4 separate regions of the Homo sapiens genome follow, and regions 1, 2 and 3 are each linked to region 4. A link is a contact called in ENCODE Hi-C or POLR2A ChIA-PET data. All regions are on one chromosome and are shown on one strand. Each heading gives the region's core, a stretch centred on a gene start or an enhancer-like site at or near the end of the contact. The rest is flanking DNA. Distances are from core to core; before and after follow the strand shown. Region 1 has its middle 25 kb from the start of SVIL. Region 2 holds the start of ANKRD26 (ankyrin repeat domain containing 26). Region 3 holds the start of MASTL (microtubule associated serine/threonine kinase like). Region 4 has its middle 28 kb from the start of MPP7-DT.

The links. Hi-C counts contacts between places; a loop is a spot of excess contacts on that map. ChIA-PET counts read pairs that join two places held with the same protein, here RNA polymerase II (POLR2A). Pooled maps may share reads with other maps.
Region 1: a map of CD4-positive, alpha-beta memory T cell shows a loop between it and region 4 (12-fold over the local background). The contact joins two enhancer-like sites. A Hi-C loop is called at or near these places in 1 of 168 maps with a recorded cell type or tissue (CD4-positive, alpha-beta memory T cell), 1 of 37 single-sample maps with no recorded cell type and 7 of 50 pooled maps.
Region 2: a map of CD8-positive, alpha-beta T cell shows a loop between it and region 4 (5-fold over the local background). The contact joins the promoter of ANKRD26 here to the enhancer-like site in region 4. A Hi-C loop is called at or near these places in 4 of 168 maps with a recorded cell type or tissue (CD8-positive, alpha-beta T cell and naive thymus-derived CD4-positive, alpha-beta T cell) and 9 of 50 pooled maps.
Region 3: a loop to region 4 is called in a map of naive thymus-derived CD4-positive, alpha-beta T cell, with 25 times the contacts of the local background. The contact joins the promoter of MASTL here to the enhancer-like site in region 4. A Hi-C loop is called at or near these places in 3 of 168 maps with a recorded cell type or tissue (CD4-positive, alpha-beta memory T cell, CD8-positive, alpha-beta T cell and naive thymus-derived CD4-positive, alpha-beta T cell) and 12 of 50 pooled maps. POLR2A ChIA-PET finds 5 or more read pairs at or near these places in 7 of 52 experiments (CD4-positive, alpha-beta T cell, CD4-positive, alpha-beta memory T cell, CD8-positive, alpha-beta memory T cell and 4 more).

Annotation. Positions count from the first base shown.
Region 1 is chr10:29,658,301-29,661,000 of GRCh38, forward strand. It overlaps a transcript of SVIL not described here. Among named protein-coding and RNA genes, the nearest start is that of SVIL, 25 kb to the left of the region's middle. RefSeq lists an enhancer at 236-1,435. Within about 2 kb of position 1,416, at least 25 of the 41 ENCODE cell types and tissues checked have a DNase peak (open chromatin) inside an H3K27ac peak, as active enhancers do.
Region 2 is chr10:27,099,075-27,101,774 of GRCh38, forward strand. It overlaps ANKRD26 (ankyrin repeat domain containing 26), which reads right to left and starts at 1,420. Exons shown (of 34, transcript NM_014915.3): 1 at 1,011-1,420. The coding sequence starts at 1,252. RefSeq lists an enhancer at 857-916 and a silencer at 1,087-1,266.
Region 3 is chr10:27,153,937-27,156,801 of GRCh38, forward strand. It overlaps MASTL (microtubule associated serine/threonine kinase like), which reads left to right and starts at 1,416. Exons shown (of 12, transcript NM_001172303.3): 1 at 1,416-1,676. The coding sequence starts at 1,491. It overlaps YME1L1 (YME1 like 1 ATPase), which reads right to left and starts at 448. Exons shown (of 19, transcript NM_014263.4): 1 at 242-448. The coding sequence starts at 274. RefSeq lists enhancers at 1,178-1,237, 1,858-2,107 and silencers at 1,298-1,507, 1,305-1,503.
Region 4 is chr10:28,329,996-28,332,695 of GRCh38, forward strand. It overlaps a transcript of MPP7 not described here. Among named protein-coding and RNA genes, the nearest start is that of MPP7-DT, 28 kb to the left of the region's middle. Within about 2 kb of position 1,261, at least 5 of the 41 ENCODE cell types and tissues checked have a DNase peak (open chromatin) inside an H3K27ac peak, as active enhancers do; they include CD4-positive, alpha-beta T cell and CD8-positive, alpha-beta T cell, where a contact is called at or near this core.

The DNA.
Region 1 (2,700 bases), core at 166-2,665, 1.3 Mb after region 4:
TCCCATTCATCGTAAACTCAGTGAATAAAGTCATTTCTATGCAATGGTTCTCCAAAGCTCTTATTTTTCTGGGAGGACTAAAATTGTATTATTTGGTCTATAAGCAAGAATCATTTTTGGTAAATATGAGTACTTTCTAAATTCAAATTTAAAATCAGATCCAAATATAGGGATGGCCAGGCATGGTGGCTCCCACCTGTAATCCTGGCACTTTGGAAGGTTGAAGTGGGAGGACTGCTTGAGGCCAGGAGTTCAAGACCAGTCTGCAACAAAGTGAAACCCTGTCTATACAAAAAATTGAACAAATTAGCTGAGCGTGGAGGTGTGCTCCTGTGCTCCCAGCTACATGGGAGGCCAAGGCAGGAGGATCACTTGAGTCCAGGAGGTTAAGGCTGCAGTGAGCCATGTTTGGATCACTGTACTTCAGCCTGGGCAACAAGGAAGACCCTGTCTTTAAAAAAATTAAAAACAAAAGAACAAATATGGAGGCTTGGGAACAGCAGCCTTGCCACAAAGGGACAACTGAGAAAATAAGAAATGGGTTGAAATTCATCACGAAGTTGGATGGAACTAACAAAGACCCAATTCCACAGAAAAAGACATGCTGGGTGGAGAGTTAGGAGACTGGAATAACTCACCGAAGGCATCAGGGTGAGTGATTTGGCTATGACTTGGTCTATGTCAAGCATTCCAGGCAGAGACAATCTCTGCATTTATTTTCCTCAAAGAGTGAGGGGAAACCCCACCTATGCTAGAATGTACCAGAGTAGAATTAAGGCAAACATGCATTTCCCCTTGTGGTTTGCCTGACGAGGTGCAATTTGTATGAAAGATGACTCACAAGGTTACAGAGTCATTCTTTAGACTCGAGGGTTGACACTCTGTGTGGTTCTTAATGACTCAGCCTGGGAGAGGTCCCCAACACAGAAGGCTCCAGCCCTGCAATCCCAGACTACAGAGGAAAGCCCCTCGTTTATCAGCTGGTTAGTGGTTAACAAGCGTGGCTTTGGGAAGTCTTTTGTCTTAGGCTATTGAGTTCCATCTTCTCATCTCCTCTCTGTTGTCTACTCAGCACTTCCTTGTATTCTTACCGCCGGAAAAAGTCAGAAAAGAATTCACTCAAGCACAGAGGGCTCTGAACTGGGCAACAGCTGGCACCACACCAGGCATTGCAAGAAACCACAGCTGAATTCCTTGGCGCTCATTTTTATAAATATTCCACAGGAAGGATGTCAGAAGCCTGGTTTATCCAGCATAGAGAGAATGGGGTTCATCTCCAGAAGCCCAGCCCCAGAGGCAACTTCTAGGAAAAAATCATCTTGTGATGGGTGCGGGGTCAAAGGGGAGTCAGCCCATGTGAAGTTCCCACAAGGTTAAAAAATAAATTATTGTCACCACTGCCTGGTGGAATTCAGACAGTCATGAACTCATTCTTGTAAGCCACAGAGATGGTTGCGGTAAACACAGACAAATTATTGGGTTTAAGCAGACCGTTTTTTGTTCCAACAATAAAAAAAATCATTTTCCCTTTCCTCCACAAATCTCTTTATTACTAAAAAGCTTTGATGCCTTGAGAACTGGGCTAGATCAATGTAAGCCTCTCTTTTTCCCCTGGGACTCCTCCTTAGGGCTCCAAACTGGTTTAAAAAATCCTTTGCCTGCTTAGGAAAAGGAGACCCTCTTATTGAACCAGCCACAAAAGAAAGAAAAAGAAAACTACTCAAAAAGAAAACAGGGGCTGGGCACAGTGGCTCATGTCTGTAATCCCAGCACTTTGGGAGGCTGAGGCAGGAGGATGGCTTGAGGCCAGGAGTTCAAGACTAAGCTGGGCAATACAGTGAGACCTTGTCTCTACAAAAAAATTAAAAATTAGCTGGGCCTGCCTATGGTCCCAGCTACCCAACAGGCTGAGGAAGAAAGATTGTTTGGGCCCAGGAGTTGCAGGTTACAGTGAGCTACGATTGTACCACTGCGCTCCAGCTCGGGCAACAAAGCAACACCTTGCTTGACTCAAAAAAAAAATTAAAAAGGCAGGGTGGGGTGGCTCATACCTATTGTTCCAGCACTTTAGGAGGCCAAAGTGAGAGGATCAATTGAGCCCAGGAATTTGAGACCAGCCTGGGCAACATAGCAAGACCCTGTGTTTACAAAAAATATAAAAAATTAGCCAGGCATGGTGTTGCACACCTCCCAGCTACTAGGGAGGCTGAGGTGGGAGGATCGCTTGAGCCTGGGAGGTGGAGGCTGCAGTGAGCCATGGTCTCACCACTGCACTCCAGCCTAGGCCACAGAGCAAAATTCTGGTGGGGGGAACGGGCCAAGAGAATCACAAGAAGCCAAGAAGAAAGGGCAGAATAGAAACATTCTCATCCCTCCCTCTTCTTAAAGAGAGTGCTAATCTCTGCCCAGACGCTCACGTCTTCCCCTGGCTCATTCCCCTCCTGACCTCTGGAGCATGGGCTCTCAAACTCATAGTGTGCACAGCAATCGCCTTGGGGCTCTACAACTGTGAGTCCAGATAGAAGAAAATCTGCAGTGAAATCATGAGCTCAGGGACAAAGAAGGAGTTTAAAAAGCCTGTGCCTGGGCCGGGTGTGGTGCCTCACGCCTGTAATCCCAGCACTCTGCGAGGCTGAGATGGGAGGATCATGAGGTCAAGAGATCAAGACCATCCTGGCCAACATGGTGAAACCCCGTCTC
Region 2 (2,700 bases), core at 170-2,669, 1.2 Mb before region 4:
CTGCCTCCCAGGTTCAAGCGATTCTCCTGCCTCAGTCTTCGGAGTAGCTGAGATTACAGGCTCCCACCACCATGCCTAGCTAATTTTTGTATTTTTAGTAGAGACGGGGTTTCACCATGTTGGCCAAGCTGGTCTCGAACTTCTGACCTCAGGATATCCGCTTGCCTTGGTCTCCTAAAATGCTGGGTTTACAGGCGCGAGCCACCACGCCTGGCCTCTACTGCCACTTTCAATGGTCACATATTATCATGCACTGACATTTATTCACAAAATCCATTCTATGGGTTCTCCTTAATACACTGCTTAAGCAATGCTGAGAAAAACAAATTACTTGTATATCTATTTCCTAAAGGCATTTTATTTCTTTTTCTTTTTGAAAGATAGGGTCTTGCTCTGTTGTCACTGACATACCTCACTGCAGCCTAGAACTCCTGGGCTCAAGTGATGCTCCTGCCTCAGCCTTCCAAGTAGCTGAGACTATTAGAGTTGGGGGGGGGGGTCTCGCTATAATGCCCAGGCTGGCCTTGAACTCCTGGCCTCAAGCAATCCTCCCGCCTCAGCCTCCCGAAGTGCTGTGATTACAGGCGCGAGCCACCGCGCCTGACGAATAACAGATTTTATAGAAATAATTTTTAACCCAGAAGTTGCTATATTATGGAAACTGCTTATCTCATTATGCACCTTTCCATAAGTGTATGACATTGTATCTTAAATGTGTACATTAAAAATAAAACGCTGTACGTGCTTTTGTTCGTTAATTCACTTTAAAATTGTCACTTAAGTGCTCTCTAAGGGATTTCGGGGGGATCGGAAACCAGCTAGAGTTCTGTTTTTGTTTTTCTGCTCAGAAAGGCGGCCTGGGCGCTGGAGCCCTGCAAGGTGTCACCGTCCCAGGGGCTACGGAGCCCGCGGGAGGCTGATCCAGGCCCTGGGTGGCTCCCACAAAAGGGGCCCCTCTTCCTGCCCGCCTACTCCAGTGGCACTCAGTCCGGGCTTGCGACGCCTATTACCTGTTCATCTTGTCTCTATCGTTCAAGCCATTCTTCCTGAGCAAAAGGATCTGCTGCACTTTCGCCACATTACCCGCGCTGGCAGCTTTGTGGATCTTGCCGAGATCTCGGTCTCGGACGTGGTAGCCGGGCTGCGAGTAGGCGCCCTCCCCCGGCTCGCCCCCGCCTCCCGCGCTGCTCCTCTGCCGCCGCGCGAAGGAGCCCAAGGGCGACTCGCCCTTCTTACTAAAAATCTTCTTCATGGCCCAGGCGACCGGGCTTCAGAGACACCTCATGTCTCTCTCGGCTCTTAACGGCCTCCGGAGCCCAACATAACAAGTCAGCCCCGGCTGGCCGCAGCCTCCCAAAGGAAACTCCGCGGTTTCCAATCTCTCCCTCCGGGTTACCAAGCAAGCGATCCCGCTAGACACAAGTGCGCATGCGCACCTCAGATGGCAAGGTCCACGCGCGTGCGCACGAAGGCCCAGTGGTCAAGTGTGCTCCATGCGCATGTGCAAGGCCCAGACCTCGCAAATCTCGGCGACTGGGACGAGCCCTGCGTTCCTGTCAAACAAATGTCGGTGGGAGTCTGGCTGAGTGTTCAGGACGTTTGCGAAAAGAAGCCTCGCGCCTGTGGGGAAGCAGCCTTTACGCATGACTGGGACTGGAGTAGCGTGGAGTTTTAAGATGCTGAAAGCCTCTTCTCCGAGAAAACTCCCCTAAGAAACTCTCTGAATCTCCCTATCTCTCAGTTTATTCCCCTTCCATGTCCCTTTGGGTGCCATCTGGTCTCCATGAGAACTTAACAGATGCAACAACAGAGGGCACAGGATTTCGGAGATCGTGGCATATGTGTCAAGTGCAGAGGGCACAGGATTTCGGAGATCGTGGCAATATGTGTCAAGTGCAAACTTACGAGGAGAAACCAATGCACATTCTCCAGAAGAAATGAGAACGCATTTCTGCATGCCTCCTTCCCCCACCCCTCTGCCTTTGGCCCAGCCTTATGTTTTATTTTTTGCTTTTGATTTTCCAAGGTTACATCTCTTTCTTCTTTTTTTTTTTTTTTTCCCCAACAGAGTCTCGCTTTGTCGCCCAGACTGTAGTGCAGTGGTGCAATCACGGCTCACTGCAGTCTCCACCTCCTGGGCTCAACGATACTCCCACCTCAGCCTCCTGAGTGAGTAGCTGAGACTACAGACGCAAGCCACCACGCCCGGCTATTTTTGCATTTTTTGTAGAGACAGGGTCTCACCATGTTGCCCAGGCTGGTCTCCGACTCCAGGGCTCAAATGATGCTCCCATCTCAGCCTCCCAAAGTGCTGGGATTACAGGTGTGAACCACCACGCCCAGCCTAGATTGAATAATTTGACAACAAATTGGAATTAGCAACGCAGACGTCAAGTGGAGTCTCAGCAGAAATTGCTGCTGGAATGCACCTCCATAGCTCTGGACAGCTCTAGGGTCCCTTGTGGAGGAGGTGGCTGGCCCCAGAACAGGCGTCTTTATTGCCAAGTGAGAAATGAGCAAAAACAAAACAACACTTCTCAGGCCTCTCCAGCTTAGCTAGATCAAATGGTTTTGATGTGGGAGAGTGGTTTCCACTATCGTCACCAAGAATTTTCCTCCTACACTACCCCAGCTAGAAAGTTATGTTGTCTCCTCAACACTCCCCAAGGTGATCTATGAAGCTAGTCAAGTCCCAGCACT
Region 3 (2,865 bases), core at 166-2,665, 1.2 Mb before region 4:
GGTCTCTCTCTATCACTGAGCTCACATCCCGCCTCTGCCCTCAACAGCTTCATCGTCAGCACTGAAGTCTCCGGCCCACTCTCAGCGTCGTCCCCTGATCCACTCCTCAATCCTGGGATTCGCATTGAGTACATCACTTCATTTCTAGAGTCCCTTCTGAGAAATCGCTTCCACGAGCGCAATTTGCAAACAGCCACGGGCAGGGCGGGAGGAAAAAAAATGGGCTGAATGCCTGGCTTACCTGGGGTTGCACCGTGCTCGACAAGGAAAACATCTCCGGCGGGCCCTCAGCGACCTCACCCGCCTGCCGAAACTGTGCCCCTCTGTCCACGGCCCGGCGGGGAGGCGCTGAGCCCTTCTTTTTTCCTTTTTCTCCGACCCGTTGCCCCTCACTCCTCCCAGAAACGGAAAATGGCCTCCCCTTCCTACAGCTACTGCAACGACAGACAATCCGCCCCGGAAGGCGAGGCGCTAACTCAACAGTACTTCCGGGGCAAGTGAGCGCCCACAAGGCCAAGTGCCTGCGCGTTCTTTCCCGCGGAAGTAGTTGACATTTACAAGGAGCAGCGCCCCCAAAGGTCTTTAGCTGTTTTTTAAGGGGAGAACAGCCTTTACCCTCTTTGGACTTTTTCTTCGTTTTTTTTTTTTTTGGAGACGGAGTTTCGTTCTTTCGCCCAGGCTGGCGTACAGTGGCGCGATCTCGGCTCACTGCAACCTCTGCTCCCCGGGTTCAAGCGATTCTCCTGCCTCAGCCTCCCGAGTAGCTGGGATTACAGGTGCCCGCCACCACGCCCGGCTGATTTCCTCTTAAGACTTTCTACAGCTTCCTTATGAAATCTTCTGACTGGGCCTTGAGCAATAAGGTCTTTTGCTACAATTTAGTGCTCTTTTCCTCACACTAAATCGAAAACTCTCCCTGTTGGTCCTGATCTGTTTCAGTCAGGCAAATTACATCCTGGGAAAACGTCAGATGACAGGGGAGGCCACTCGCTTCCTGCTCATCCAGTTTCGACACTTTCTGTGCTTTCATTAGCTTCCAGACCTCAGCCCTGGCCCTCGCTTTACTGTACAGTCAGAACTGGTTTCTACGCCTCGCGAGGGTGGGAGGTCGTGTATGGGAGGAGGACCGCTTCCCACCAGCCTCGTTGGGAAGCCAGGAGAAATCTCTTCAAATCCTGCGATTCAGAGTCAAGTCCCAGTCGTCCTTTTTCTGGTCGGCCCAGAACTGTTTGTGCCTCCTCCCTCATGAGGAATGATGTCAGTGGGGCCGCGGTCGCCGCCCACGAAGAGTGTAAGGCTGCGAAGTCGGGGCTTTCCCGACGCCCCCTCCGTCCGCGTCTGCGTAGGGGAGGTGACGAGGGCGGGGCGCGGCGGCGGGGTGACGTCACGGCCGCGCGCGGCGTGGGCGGAGCCTCACTTTGAACCCAGTTGGCGGGAGTGGCTGCTCGCGGAGGGGCAGTGTCTGCGGGGCCGCTGTATGCTGTCCAGCGATGGATCCCACCGCGGGAAGCAAGAAGGAGCCTGGAGGAGGCGCGGCGACTGAGGAGGGCGTGAATAGGATCGCAGTGCCAAAACCGCCCTCCATTGAGGAATTCAGCATAGTGAAGCCCATTAGCCGGGGCGCCTTCGGGAAAGTGTATCTGGGGCAGAAAGGCGGCAAATTGTATGCAGTAAAGGTAGGAAGTCAACGAGTAGCAAGGAAGGGGTTAGGCCCTTCGGCCCTCCTTCCTGCCCCACCGGCTTGGGCAGGCCCCGGGGTTGCTGGAGCGAGGAGTCTGGGTGGCCTGGCTTGCTGAAGCCTCCAGAGCCCTGCGAGCTGACTTCTTTTTGGGGCGACATCAGCGGTCGGGTCGGGTGTCTCGCCTCTGTTCCGCCCTTCCCTCCATATCTCAGATGCCCAGTGAGAACAGCAAAGTTTGACTCTCTTCTCCCTGCCCAGCGTTAGCAAATGAGGAAACTGAGGCCAAAGGCAAAGGGACTTGACCGAGGTGATTACATCGGTCTTAGTACAACAGGCACTTAAAGCCAAAGCCGTGATTCGTAGTCTCACCCTGGCTTGAGTTAGGTTTCTTTTTTATTTTTTTTTGAGGCGGAGTCTTGCTCTGTTTCCCAGGCTGGAGTGCAGTGGCGCAATCTCGACTCACTGCAAGCTCCGCCCCCCGGGTTCACGCCATTCCCCTGCCTCGGCCTCCCGACGAGCTGGGACTACAAGCGCCCGTCACCACGCCCGGCTGATTTTTTGTATTTTTAGTAGAGACGGGGTTTCTTTAGTAGAGACGGGGTTTCACCGTGTTAGCCAGGATGGTCTCGATTCCCTGACCTCGTATTCCGCCCGCCTCGGCCTCCCAAAGTGCTGGGATTACTGGCGTGAGCCACCGCGCCCGGCGAGTTAGGTTTCTAAATCCAAAAGGTTTTTAGTAATTAGTGGTTTTGTTTACCTTGTTTGCTTTGACGTGCAGAATCGTCGAAATTTTTCTACCACAGAAGAGTGATTAATCTGTAGGCACTGATAACTTTTTAAGTTTTATTCTTAACCAGAAGAAAGATTACTATTTTCTGAGAAGTCTTTAATAATTTTTTTTTAAGACAGTCTTTCTCTGTCGCCCAGGCTGGAGTGCTGTGGTGCAGTCTCGGCTCCCTGCAGCCTCTGCCTCCTGGGTTCAAGCGATTCTCCTGTCTCAGCCTCCCGAGTAGCTGGGATTACAGGCGCGCGCCACCATGCCTGGCTGATTTGTGTAGTTTTTTTTTTAGCCGAGATTGAATTTAGCCAGGTTGTTTTGGTTATGTTGGCCAGGCTGGTCTGGAGCTCCTGACCTCAGGTGACCCGCCCACATCGGCCTCCCAGAGTGCTGGGATTACAGGTGT
Region 4 (2,700 bases), core at 11-2,510:
CTTCCTGCTTTGAGGTAAAATAAGGATAAATGAGACAATTCGGTGAGGTGCTGTTAATAGCTTCCCAACAGGTACCACATAGCATCTACCAAACACACCTGCCATACTCACTAACAAGAATACTACTTGCAGAGTTTTCATGTTGGTAATAGTGGAGTACCTTATATCAGCTGAGCTTCCTTTCAACGACAACTATAAATGCTGAAATAGTTTTTGAAAATGATTTGAAGGCACTGGAGGGTGACTAAAATCAGGTCAAAACTGAACTGTGCAATGGCACACACCTGTAATCCCAGCTGCTTGGGAGGCTGAAGGAGAAGGATGGCTTGAGCCCAGGAGTTGGGAAGAGAAGAAATTCCAAAATGTCTAAAATAGGCTCAAATAGTACACTGTGATCACACCTGTGAATAGCTACTGTGCTCTGACCTGCCCAACTTAGCAAGATCTCATCTTTAAACAGAAAAGATTTTTTATTAATTTTTAGACTTTTTTAAAAAAAGCAGGAAGAGACTGGGTAAAAGCTTCACTTATGTGGCTTTTCCTCTAAGAGCACTCTCTGGCCTATGCAATATGGGGTGGCTAGAACTCAGGAAGAAAGCCACAGTCTTATTGAATTATTGGGGGATCAGAGGATAAAATATGGGGTTGCTTTTTTTGTTTTTTGGTTTTGGTTTTTTAAGATGGGATCTTGCTCTGTCACCCAGGCTGGAGTGCTGTGGTGCAATTATAACTCACTGTAAAATTGAGCTTCTGGGCTCAAATGATTCTCTCACCTCAGCCTCCCAAGTAGCTGGGACTACAAGTGCACACCACTATGCCTGGTTAATTTTTTAGAATTGTTTTTCGTAGAGTTGAGGGTCTCCCCATGTTGCCCAGACTAGTCTCAAACTCCTAGGCTCAATTAATCCTCCTGCCTCAGCCTCCCAAAATGCCAGTATTACAGGTGTTAGCCACAGCACCTGTCCTGATCCATCTTGTTATTCTTTAACACAGTACCGTATTCATTTTGTTGCACTGAGGACAATTTGAAATTATGTGTGTCATACTTGTTTATTTACCATCTACCCCACTAGAATATAAATTAAATGAGGGCAGAGTCATATCTACTTTGTTCACTGTTTACCTAGCTTGGGATCTAGCATCTAGCAGGTGCTCAACAAATATTTGATGAATTAATGAAAAAAGGGAAATGTCTTCAGAGTCCATTTAGACTTTCTCTGGCTTCCCATCTCAGTGGCTACTCATTGAGTGGGTCCTGCCTTCAATTAACTTCCTTCTTCTCTTCCTTTCTACACTAACCTCACTGAGGGGAGGAGCCTCAGGGAAGTTACAAGGGTAAGTTTCTAATGTCAAATGCAGGAGAAGGTCTTGGAAACTATTTTAAGTAATTATAAGTATGAATTATGATATGAATTATAAGGCAAGAAACCACATATGCAATATAATAGTACAATATTTAACCCTAATTGTTGGTCTCGCTCATAATTTACCCAGTCAGCCTGTGATGAGAGTTATAATACAAGCTAAAGAGGATATTTTTAAAAAGCAATTTTCAGTTTGTAGGGTTTTTAAAAATTATTAGTATTATTATTATTATTTGAGACAGAGTCTCGCTGTCACCCAGGCTGGAGTGCAGTGGCATAATCTCGGCTCACTGCAAGCTCCACCTCCAGGGTTCAAGCGATTCTTGTGCTTCAGTTTCCTGAGTAGCTGGGATTACAGGTGCACACCACCATGCCCAGCTAATTTTTGTATTTTTAGTAAAGATGAGATTTCACCATATTGGCCAGGCTGGTCTTGAACTCCTGGCCTCAAGTGTTTCAGCCACCTCAGCCTCCCAAAGTGCGGGAATTACAAGCATGAACCATCTTGCCTGGCCTTAAAAGATATTATCTTTATATAGAAATGAGAACAATTTGTATTCCTACAATTCATCTCCTTGGTATTGCTGAAGTCACAGGCACTAATTCCAGGTTGCAGATGTTTAGAAATTGTATTTCTGCCCTCTATAAGAGAATATAAAGCTACTGACTCACTGGTAATTGAACAAGCATTTGCTTTGTTTATTCAGCTGTGGTACTGGTGTGGGTTATTCCTTCAACCACAGTTCTTGAGCTCCTTTCCCAGCCACCAGAAGAAATTGAGTTTTTTTCTTACAAAAAGCTGCAAGTCTTCATTTCATTAACACCACGTTTTAAGCAACTTAGATAATGTTTGAGACACGTACATTGCCAGTTTGTCAAATGTATGCGTGTGTGTGTGTGTGTGTGTGTGTGTGTGTGTTTAATAAATTGCGGCTAATCTTGGGTACAGAATTTCCATTTCCCATCTATTTCTCTAAGGGCTGTCCTAACTATATTTCCCTCTTACTTATGATGTAACTTAAAGTTGAAAGGATATCATTTAAAAATTTCAAAGCATGGGAGTTTTAAAGTTATTATTTTACAGTTGGCAGTTTACACACATTTTGTGATCTAAATAGTGCAATGGCATGAATTAGAATATAAATAGTATAAACCTGTTAGAAATAGGTATAGTTAGAAAACTTTATCATAGTATTGTGCATGTGTATAAAATCAACAGGTTTTGAGCACTTAAATTGTAGCACTTACTCTCCAATATGTTACTACATTTAACTCTGAAACAACTCTGTAAGGTAAGTTATTATTTGCCCCCCATTTTTTGAGATAGGGTCTCACT